2 separate regions of the Mus musculus genome follow, and region 1 is linked to region 2. The links are chromatin contacts, found by Hi-C or POLR2A ChIA-PET in ENCODE. All regions are on one chromosome and are shown on one strand. The core of a region is the stretch at or near the end of the contact, and the rest is flanking DNA. Distances in the headings are between cores, read along the strand shown.

The links. Hi-C counts contacts between places; a loop is a spot of excess contacts on that map. ChIA-PET counts read pairs that join two places held with the same protein, here RNA polymerase II (POLR2A).
Region 1: a loop to region 2 is called in a map of left cerebral cortex, with 6 times the contacts of the local background. The contact joins the promoter of App here to the promoter of Atp5j in region 2. A Hi-C loop is called at or near these places in 3 of 37 maps with a recorded cell type or tissue (all left cerebral cortex). POLR2A ChIA-PET finds 5 or more read pairs at or near these places in 1 of 5 experiments (Patski).

What each region holds. Positions count from the first base shown.
Region 1 is chr16:85,171,717-85,177,739 of GRCm38, forward strand. It overlaps App (amyloid beta (A4) precursor protein), which reads right to left and starts at 1,991. Exons shown (of 18, transcript NM_001198823.1): 1 at 1,786-1,991. The coding sequence starts at 1,842.
Region 2 is chr16:84,831,571-84,837,166 of GRCm38, forward strand. It overlaps Atp5j (ATP synthase, H+ transporting, mitochondrial F0 complex, subunit F), which reads right to left and starts at 3,452. Exons shown (of 4, transcript NM_001302214.1): 1 at 3,239-3,452. It overlaps Gabpa (GA repeat binding protein, alpha), which reads left to right and starts at 3,554. Exons shown (of 10, transcript NM_008065.2): 1 at 3,554-3,973.

The DNA of each region.
Region 1 (6,023 bases), core at 741-3,240, 340 kb after region 2:
AGACTCTTCGAAGACCTGTTTTAACCAGTCTGAGGTGACTTACAGATTCTGAAGCCACTTGTGGGTTAAAAAAAAAAAAAAAATTCAGAGGGGCTAAAAGTTCAATGACCTTGTAAATTAAGAGCTAAAAAAAATTAAATAAATAAAAACTCATACTAGTGTGATAGCCTAGCCAATCCCCACAAAATTGCAGGAAAACACTCGCCCGGAAATTGCTTTTTGGGAAAATTCCTATGAGGTAGAGGGGAAAGAGGAGGACGACGAGGAAGGGCTATTAGCAAATGCTTAGATGGTGAAGAGGGTACAAATGAAGAGAAATAAAACCAGCTGCCACGCAAACAACTTCCAGGCATCTCTGGATAAAAAGGAAAACAAGCCTTGTGCTGCATGCTGGAGAGTTGGATGAATGGGGAAGACTTGTTATACACCTAGTGGTGGGTGGATTTCACAGGCTGCAGCCTCCACACAGCTTTTCTTTGCTGCACTGCAGAGGCGCCATCTTCTCCGTCTTAATCTTCACCCTATTCAATCCTTTTATCTGCACCCCTTTTTTTTTTTTTTTAAAAAAAAAAGGAACCCTGAGGACCCTCCCCAGCATCCTGTGTCCCCCCCAGGGTGACTAAGCTAGAGTTCCCAAATCTGCCCCATAGGAGGCCGCACCTTAATCAGACAAACGCCTCCTTTGATGCCCTGGAGCCTCAGCCTCCCCACCACCAGGCACTGCCCTTCCCAGACGCACGCCTCACTCCCGGCTCGCTCTCTCTCTCTCTCTCTCTCTCTCTCTCTCTCTCTCTCTCTCTCTCTCTCTCTCTCTCTCTCTCAGGACTTTGCAGTCCCTCACAGGATTGCCAGTAGGTGGTGGTGATGCGGGGGTGGGAGACCGCGGGGCCCTAGCAGCACCTCTAGGCCCTCGGGGGCAGACGCGCAGCTCGGGGAAAGGAACGGCGGTGGCGCACCAACTACCAGGGCTCCGCCACCGCGCCCTGGACGGCGAGGGCGGGGTGTCGCGGCTTTTGTTCCCGGGGACCTTCTCAGACTCAGGGAGAAACTGGAGGTGCACTGAAGAGTCCTGGACGTCCAGGTTGAGGGACGGTGCCGGGTGGCCGCACTTTCCGATCCCTCCCATCACTTGGAACTTACACAAAAGGGAGACACGAAAATGCACAAAGTTTGCAAAAGGAAGGCGGCGGTGCGCGACCCCGCACCGACTCGGGAGAGGGTCGCTGCGCAGGCAGCCGCCGCCCGCGGCCGCCAGGAGCAAAGCCCAGCTTCGCAGTCAAGACAGGCGGGGGTGGGAAGGGAGTGTGAGCCAGGCGCTCCCCAGCATCCAGAGCTGCCCCCATTCCAACCCAGGACCCCAAGGAAGGGGAAGGGCGGCGATTTCCTCGCAGGGCACTGAATCCTGAGACGCTACGCTTTCGGTTTTCCACACGTGTCCCTTCCCCCTCGAACTGGGTGTCTCTCGCATCCCGGAGTCCAGCTCTCAACGCAGGGAGGAGTCAGGGTCTGCGTTCAGGCTCGTCCCCTCGCCTTCCAGCCCTAGGCTGGCACGGATATGGGGACCCCAGCGCCCTAACCCATTCCCTCTTCATCGCTCGGGCAGCGCGTCCCCGGGCAGGGTTGGGCCAGAGCCGCCGAAGCGCAGGGCGCCCGCAGGCGGGGGCGGCGAGGAGCGGTCTACCCGTGACAGCCCCCCACGTCTCGAGATTCAAGCTCCTCGGTGGGGAGGATCGCGTCCTCCCGGCGCCCGCCTCCCCAGTCTCGTTCCCAAGGCGCGGCACCCACCTCCAGAGCCCGAACCGTCCAGGCGGCCAGCAGGAGCAGTGCCAAGCTGGGCAGCATCGTGATCCTGCGTGGGCCACCGAGTGCTCCGTGTGCGAGTGGAAGATCCGCCGCGCCCTGGCTGTGTCCGCGCCGCCGCCGCCGTCTCCGGTGGCCCCGCGCTCGCTCTGCTCCCGGTGCTCTCGCCTCCCGCCGCCGAGGAAACTGACAGAGCTGGAGCGAGGCGGCGGGGCTCGCAGCCGGCAGAGTCAGCTGATCCCGCCCACCCGGCTCGCCACCCGACAGAGACCCCTAGCGGAGCCTCGGGGAGCTGCGCCCGAGCGCAGCGGGAGGCGACCCAGAGCCCACAGGTGCGGCGTCTTGGGCTAAGGGGAGCCGCGCTCCCGATGGGGTCTGGGAACCAAGTTGGGGAGTGATCTGGGTCAGGGAGAGGACCCCGCAATCGGGAGAAGGTGAACCGTAGGACGTTAAGGTTCCAGGGAAGTCGGGAGCGCTCTCGGCTCGTCCCCGCGCGAGCTTGAGTCACCCGACCCCGCAGGCCTCTCCCAAATGTGGTTGAGGAGCTAAGGCTGCGATGCGTGCATTTTTATCCGCAGTTCGTTCTCTCTATTTGGAGAGGTGGAGCGAGGCCGAGAACATTAGCAAAAGAAACAGGATTTTTTTTTTTTCTATTTTCTTTTTCTTTTGGTAGGAGGTCACCCTTCACGCCACTGCAATCTGGAATTTTTGTCTTTAGAATGTACCAGAGAAGGGCACAGGATGCAGAATGACCCATTTTTCTCCGTGTTTGGAGATGGGAAGTGGGTTTTTAAATGTATTATCATTGCATATTTGCTTGACGTGGATAATTTCAGAGAAGGGGACCGGCATCTGGGATTGAAGGAGGCAGGGAGGTAAAAATCTAAGATGGGGAAGAGATCAAAGTTAGGCCAGAAAAGATACCGAGTGATGGCTCTTTTTCCTCCACCTCCATCACCCAGGACTTCTTCCTGGAACTCTGCTCTCGATTTTTTTTTTTTTTTTTTTTTTTGGATCTGCCCTTATCCAGTGAAATGAACCTCCGTAAAACCATTTTCTCCTAGATTAAACACAAACTTCCCAGTGTTAAAATTACATTAGACCCATCCAGACATGCTCCCACTACCACCACCCTCCCGACCTAATGTGGCTTCAGACGCCAAGCTTTTGGCTCTCCCTAGGCTAGTGGAAGGAGATGAAGGTAATACCAAATGCATTCCTGGCTTCTGAGGCCACAGCCTTTTCCTTTACCTGATGTGTTTGCTGCTTAATTTTTTAATAACTTGACATGAGCTCTGGTCATCTGGGAAGGGGGAACCTAAATTGAGAGACATGCCTCCATTAGACTGACATGCAGGCAAACCTGTGGGGCATATTCTTTCTTATTAGTTGATGTGGGAGACCAGCCCTGAGCAGGTGGTCCTGGCTTGTGTAAGGAAGCAGGCTGAAGAAGCCAGGAGGGAAAAAAACAACAAGCAGTTTCTGCCACTGCCCAGTTCCTGCTTCAGGTTCCTGCCCTGTGTTCCTGCTCTGAGTTCCCTTCGCGTTAGACTGTGATCAGAACGCGTGAGGCTAATAAGCCCTGTCCTCGAGTTGCTTAGGATCGTGATTTTTTTATAACTCTGCAATAGAAAGCAACCTAGAAGGCCCGCTCTTTCTTTCCCACAGCAAGGAATCCAATCCCCTGTAAGTGTGGTGGGAGGATAGGTCTCCACCTCTTCCTTTCTGAGAAGTCAGCACTCATCTATCAACATGCCTACATACCACCTGCCCAACTCTACAGATACCTTTTTGTATTTGTCCTGAATGTCTGTCCTCTGAAGGTCCTCAACAAATAACAACAAATATTTGCTAAGTAACGTTTGCTTTGATTACATATGGCATTCATTTCCTACAGAAGCCAAGGAAAGGATAGGGAGGTAGCTCAGTCAATAAAGTACTTACTATCTAAACACGAGGACCTGAGTTCCACCCCTGGAAGCCACATAAAAATGTCAGCCATGCTAGCACCTGCTTAGGAGGGAGAGAGAGACAGACAGACTCTTGGGTAAGGTAAGCCAGGAAAGAGATCCTATCTCCAAAAAAAAAAAAAAAAAAGTGGAAAGCTTCAGCATCCAGAGCATCACCTAAGGATGACTTACAACAAGCATGCACATGCGCGCGCACACACACACATAGGCATGTACATACATGCACACATACACATATACACATACACACACAGACATACACACATATATACATACAGACATACAGACAAGCATACTCTTACACATACACACACATATCTATACTTCAAACACACTACATTTACACACACAGACATATACATACATACATACATACACATATATACATATATTTACTGACATACATACAAACAGACATACACACAGACAGACATACACACAGACACACTTACTCTTACATACATACACATATATACATATATTTACCGACATACATACAAACAGACATACACACAGACAGACATACACACAGACACACTTACTCTTACACACACACACATATACACAGATACACATATCTGTACTTCAGACACACGTACACTTAAACACACACACATACACAGACATACACACACATACACCTATAACACACACACACATATGCACACTTCAGACACACATATACTTACAGATACATACACATGCACACACAGACACACATACTCTTACAGACATACACATATATACACAGACATATACATAGGCACACGTATACTTACAGACACACACATAACAGAACACACACACATACACACAAATCCAAGGAAGTCATTACTACTACCCCCAACCCCCATTCACAGGCCAGGAAAACAGTCTTAGAGCTTAACTACAGCTTAACCATAGGGGGACTGGTTATTTCATACCTTGAATATCACACTCCTTCCCCAATACACTTACCTATCATCATGATCTCCTGTCTGTAGGAACAAGGAAGGAACCTGAACACCCAGGAGAACAGATCCAGTTCCAGATCTCGAAAGATCTTACGGGAAATGAAAGCTCGAGACCTTTTGTCCAAGATTAAACGTTTATAGATCGTGACAGTGGGGCATTATATTGAGCGTTTCTGAACATAGAGCAGAGTGAGCCCCCCCCCCCCCACCCAATATGTGCCAGGGGAAAGAGGCAGGAATTATTTTTAAAAAGAGGAGGGTAAGTGTCTTCTTTTGAGTAGGCCTATTTAAAAAACCCAGTGATAAATGATAACCCACAGAAACAGAAATCCTTAGCATGAGCAGTCTCACTTCACACGGCTGAAGTTCATCCCATTCACATTCCTGAGCAGGGCGTGCTCAGAGGAAACGGTCAACTTGGCATTGTGCCAGAAAGAGCTTTCCTGTTTTCTATTTAAAATTTCCTAAAAGTTTGTTTTTCTTTTATTCCATTCCTGCTCTTTTCCCTCTCTCCCTCTCTCCTCTCTCCTCTCTCCTCTCTCCTCTCTCCTCTCTCCCTCTCTCCCTCCCCACCCCCCTCTGTGTGCCCACAAGTGTGAGTGTGCTCACTAAGGTCACAAAAGGGAGTCGTATTCCCAAGAGTTAGGATTGTAGACTGTTGTGAGCTGCCTTAGGAACCCTTTAGGTCTTCTATAAGAGCAGGAAGTGCTCTTAACCAATTAGAGAGTGTATGTACTGTGTGCGAGAGAGCACAAGCAAGCACAGTCTATGGCTCATATGGGGAGGTCATGGGGCAACTTCAGTGGTCTGGTCTCTCCTTCCACCTCGTTAAGGCAGAGTCCCTATTGTCATTTCTGCCCTGTCGTGTCCTCCACCAGGCTGAACTTCTAGGTGATCTGTCACCATCTTGCATCTCACTTTTAGGGAGTCTGTGATCACAGCAGATGTGTGCCCCTGCATCTGGCTTTCTTACAGGTGTGGATTCTAGATTGCTTACATTGTCAGACTTTTACCTGACGGCTGGCCAAGCCCTCCAACCTGATCCCCTAAAATCTCTCCTGTTTCATCACTACTCAGAGATTCCAATGGCTTTCTACACCTTACAACTTCCTCTTCTCTAATGTAATATCACTTCCTGTCCAGGGTGATGTATCTTTCCATGCCCACGCACAGGAGGCACAGCAACATCTCTAGTTAGAATCCTTAAGGAAGGACTCGGCATGGTGGTACATGCCTTTAAATCCAATGGAGACAGAGGCAGGTCAGGCCTGGCCAGACAGAGTACACAGTGAGACCCTGT
Region 2 (5,596 bases), core at 2,202-4,701:
AACCCAATTCTATGAATCAGGTTACAGCACTAAATTACATCGGAACGCAAGCTATGTCTGGCCAGTCATGTTACCCTTGCACAATAAGGCCTTTCCTTCTTACCAAGAGGCCCTGGGACCTAGGAGTAGCTGAGAGTTCTGTTAGAGCTAAACGGCAAGAGAAAACTCCTGACTTGGGGCAGTGCCGTTCTTTTTCCCATGATCTTAGTCTCGGGTCTGAGGAAAGAGTGAGGTGAGGCTGTTTAAGAGCACTGCTTGTCACCAGCAGGAAAAGACAAACTGCCTCTACTGTGCCAGCTTCCATGACCTCTTGAAGGGACAGAGAGAGTCAAGACAGCTGTCTTAGCCAGGAGTAAGAGGCTGGAAGTTTCCACTTCACAGGCTCATAGGAAGGAAAACAGCTTTGCCTGCTAACAACGCATGATCCCAGCCACTTCACACTGGAACCAATCAACTTCCAAAAGAAACAGCAAAGAAAAACAACGTCAAGGCCAAGTGAGCCCTGCAGTAACAAAAAGATTAGATGATACAAGCTCATCCGAGTTTACTGAGGATCTAGGTCAATAGTTTAAACACCAAGCTTAAAGCCTCTCTCCTCGTCAGACCCTTGAAGCTAAACCAAATGATTTTCTAGCTCAAAGCAGTGATAGATACACTAAAGGAGAGGATAATTCTTGTTGAGATCTGAGTAAAATAGGAATTTAAAGATCAAAATCAAATGTATTCCAAATTACAAAAAAATATATCCAAGCAGGAGGTCCAAAAGGAAGAGAGAGAGAGGCTGAAACTTAGATGAAAAAATGTCTTCCCATCTAGACTTAGCTTATAAAATGGAAGGGTTCCCCAAACTCTAGTGAGCTATCAACAGGAGAGCCATAGTGCAATGAACAGCTTCGGACCATTTCATGAGACAGTAAGTGTACCCTGGAAATAAGACGACCCTCTCCCACCGCACTTCTATGATATCCGCTGTGCTACAGTGCTTACGGGGTCTTACAGGCAAAGCTTCTCAGGAGGGCCGTGATAAAGGCCACACAACCCCTGAGGAAATCCTGCCACCATGCTTCCCAGGCTCCCACCAGCTAGCTATCTGCTGCCGACGCCTTACTTCTACTAGATGAGAGAGAACCATGGTAGTGAGCATACGGCTACTACTTCACATTATAGAGAAAGTATGGACAAGAATTTAAAAATCTTTACGTTAATTTGACAGTTATTTCTCTTGAATTTAGTAACATCACCAATTACAAAAATGGTGGTGGAGGGGTAGTGTTGTTTTGTTCCGTTTTGATTTTAAAGCCAGGACTGGCATCAAGCTTATGAGGCTGGCACTGGGGAGGCAGGCAAAGGCCAACCTTCTGGAGCTCACTTGGCAACCTGGTCTTTTTGGCAAGATCCTGGATACGGACCGATTATGTCTCAAAAAGCAATGTGCACAACCTGAAGATAAACAGCGGAGGCTGATCCTGGCCATTGGAGAAACACAGGCAGAAGTGTCCACATACATATGCACACATAGATACATAGATGGATAGATGGATGGATGGACAGATGGATGGATGGACTGACAGAAATGCACAGAGGGTTTTGAGTGGTACCACTAATAGTTCAAGAATCGTTAACTATATGGCAGCTGATTGGCATAATGGTTATTAAACATATGTGAAGGGAGAGAGTGTATAATTTTCGCTACAAGGGCACAATTCCTGTCTGAAGATAATTTTGGCTGTCCTGAATAAGTTGAATGAAGGTGGCCTATAGTGGGTAAAGTTCGGGCACACTGCTATACTCCCTACAACATGAAAGATAGCAATCTTCCCTATTCTCATTTTGAAGAGTTATCTAAAGTGTCAATAGTACCAACTTCAACAAACCTGGTATAACATTTAGTACTGCTGAAAAAAAAATCAAATAAGCACGAGTTTTCATTCACCGATCCCGATAAAAATAAAACATTTGAGGAAATCAATGCCATTCATACTCTACCAGAGAATTATACAGGCGAAAGAGCTACAGGCAAGTAGACAAGACTTTATAATAAGAACACCACACTTGATTCATCCTGGAAATCTAGGAACACACTTAAGACATAATTAGTAAGGTATCAAGAATTCTTTAGCCCTAAAAATACTGTAAAATACTTCCATATTGTCCACTTAGGAAATACTCTCTAAGTGTTAGGGGAAGGTGCTTCTTTCAGTCTTGCTTATAGGTGATTAAAAAAAATATGTCTAAAGAAGGTTGTTTACCTAACATTCCACAGTCAACCTGCTCCCAATCTAACTGCCAAGACGGTCATTTCTTCTACAAGACAGGGAAAATACATTTTCACTTTCAATAACGCACCATCCCAAACAATGATTTCCAATCCCCACGTCTAATTTAGCGTACTCTCTGAACCCCAAACATACATGTATACTCACCTCCTAAGTCCTACTCAATCGTTCTAACAGTGACCACATTCTCTCTTACCAAAACTACTTGTTGTTTCTCCTTCACTGCCTTTCACTTTTTCAGATTAAATAGAGAATGCGATCTGTTCATGATCACACGGAAGACAAATGGCATCCTAAGTGTAGAACACCATTTGGGACAAATTCCGTACTGAATTAATATCCTGCACTAGCTTGCTGCTTGTTAGAGGTCTGATAGTAACAATATTGGGGAAAGCATGGTGGGGGTGGGGGTGGGGTAATCAAAGTTCAAACCCAGAGGTGTAGCTTTGGGAAGGCGCACGGCTCTCCTATTTATAGCGGTTGACTGACCAGCCTAGCCGAAGGCTAGTCCCTTTGCTGCTCGTGAGTATCTAATCATAAAGTCAATCGACAAAGCATGACTTCTAGATTGGATATAAAACTTTTAGGATATCACCATCGCCCTTTCCTGTCTTAGGAGGCTCGATCGCCGCCTGCATTATTCACAAGCCTGTGGCGCGCCGTGACCTTGGGCTGCCCCAGGCGGGCTGCAGGCTCACCACCCCGTCTTTTCTGCTTTTCGAGTCGGCCCGCTCTGCTCCCAGGAGAGCATTCACGGTCTTATTTAGTGAGCGTAAGGCAAATCTGAATACCCAGCAGGGCCGAGGTCACCTGTGACCCCAGGCCAGGCCAGGACGGTGCCAAGGACACGGGGCTGCGCTCTACTCCCAGGGCAAAGGTGACGGGCAGCCCTCTCTCCTCGTGAAGAAACCCAGAAGCTCAGTCCCAGGAGGCCGAGCTAGCCCAGTTACCCTCCCAGTCACCTTGCACTGAGTCCCGAGCTGCCAGAGTCACCGCCGCCGCCACCGTTCTACTTCCGGCCCTGGCTCCGCCTACACACGCCTACCCGCCATCGCAAGGCACTATGGGCCGCGGCTTCAGTCGTTCGACGCTCACCGGACAGGAAGCGCCTCGAAGGGAGTCTGCGACCGGACGCCTCTAGGTGAGACAGAAGCCAAACAGGAGGAGGAAGTGGAGGGTAAGTGCTTCCGGGTCCCTCAGCTAAGACTCCGCCATCTTTCCTACACTTTAACTTCACCCCCTTTTCCCTCTTGGAGACACTGCACTGTACGCATGCGTATTCTGGCCTGTCCCCTAGTTCAAGCTCCCTTCGGAGTCAGCGTCCCGATCCTTGGGGTTGGGGAGGTGGATGTAGGGTGGGGGTACAAAGGAGCGCGTAAAAACCAAAACCAAAACAAAACAAAAAACCAAAGCGGCTGGGGGGCGTTTGTGCCTCGTGAGCCCCGTCGTCGCGGGCGTTTCGGGCCGCGCAGCCTGCTGGGAGTTGTAGTTCCAGGCCCGGGGGTGCCTGGGAGGCGGGAGAGGGGCTGGGGTTCCTTAGCGCCGATTCCACGGGAAGGGCCCCGGGACCTTACCCTGCTACTCGCGGGAGCGGCGCGGCTCGCCCGGAGAGGCGCTGTACCTGGAGCCCGCGCCGCCGCCGTTCCCAGCCGGCTGTGGAAGCGCGGGCTAGGGCCACGGGACGAATTCCGGAGCTGGTGAGTTGCGGACGCGGGCTGGCGGGGAGCGCGGGCCCGCGCGGGCGGCCTGGTTCCGGGGCTTGTCCCCCCCCGCGGCCGCCTCTGTGTTTTGTTTCCGCTGGGTCCCCGGCGCTGCGACTCCCATTTCCGTTCGTGGAGACTTGAGGGAGCCTGGTGGGGAGGGGCGGGAGAGGCTGTGCGGGAAGCCGAGGGGAGGGGCGCGGGGAGCGGCGTGGCCCGGGCCGCGTTGCGGGACGCGGCGGAGTCGCCCGTCGCACGGGCGCGGTCCAGGCTCGGCGCGCTGGCCGAGCGCACAGCCCCGGGCGCTCCCGGGTCTCTCGGGAAGATGCCAGACCTGTCTGTCACCCGAGTCAGCCATCCCCGCACTAGCAGTACCGATTGCCCTTCTGGAACTGTCCTAGAGTCGCATCGGTGCAATCGTTCTAATGCATAGGATGACTTTCTGCGTCTTTCCCGAAGATGTCAGTGAAAGTTACTGTACCTTGCCAACTTCCCCCACTCCTCCCCCCGACCTTTTTTGGGGGTTGGTGTAGTGCAGTGAACACAACGATGGAGTTTAGGGGATTCCACCCTTAGGGTCCACAGCATAGAGAATGGTGCCAGCGCATCGTTTCACGATGACAAACAGTCATTTGAAACTAAATCCTTAGGTAGGCCAGTGAGATGGTTCGACAGGTAAAGGCACTTGCTGCCGAGCCAGACTGTTCAGCCTCTGGAATCCAGATGGAAGGAGGAGAGAACTGTCTGCTCTCTGACCTCCACAAGTGCGCATGCGCACCTTATAAGTGGTGTCTGGGTACGTGTAAGTTTGTGTTGGGTGTCACTTTCTAGCCTGGCTGACCTTGAACTTGCTATGTAGATTAGACCGGCCTAGAGTTTAGAGGCCTATCTGCCTCTATTTTCTGAGCGCCGGCATTAAAGGTGTGCACTACCTTGCCTAGCAAAATAAGTGCATTTTTTAATTGGTTATTTTATTTATTTACATTTCAAATGTTGACCCCTTTCTTGGCCTCCCCACCTCAATTTTTTTAAAACAGGTAGATTGAGCTAATGACAGGACTGACTGCTGGCAAGAGGAAAACATTTATATAGATCCCCCTCACATTCTTAGGTACCCCATGCCACTAAACACTGGCCATTTTTTTAGCACTTCTTTTTTCTTTCTTTTGTATTTGTATTACTACCTGGATGCCAACTGGATTTACGTCCATTTTATCTTTGCTACAAGTACAGACGCGTAACTTGGGGATACATAGTCGTGACTGAGTCAGTTCAGTAAGTACTGAGTGCGGTAGTAAGGTTGAGGAGCCCAGGGGGGCCAAGTACTGGATTCATCTGAGTCTCTGGCAACTGTACAACAAACCTACAGGACCGAAAAGAGGAATGGTAGTTTTGAGAACTCTCATGCTCTTCCCCAGAAGGAGGTTTTTTGGGGGAGTGAGGGGATTTCAGACAGGGTTTTCCTGTGTTTGGCTGGCCTTGAACGCTGATGCACCTCCCACTGCCTCCCAAGTGGTGGGATTAAAGGCATGGACCACTGCCTTCTGGCTCAGTTTTTAACTTTTTAAAAAATTAATGAATTCATTCACTTTATATCCCAATTGTCTCCCTCCCTGTCCT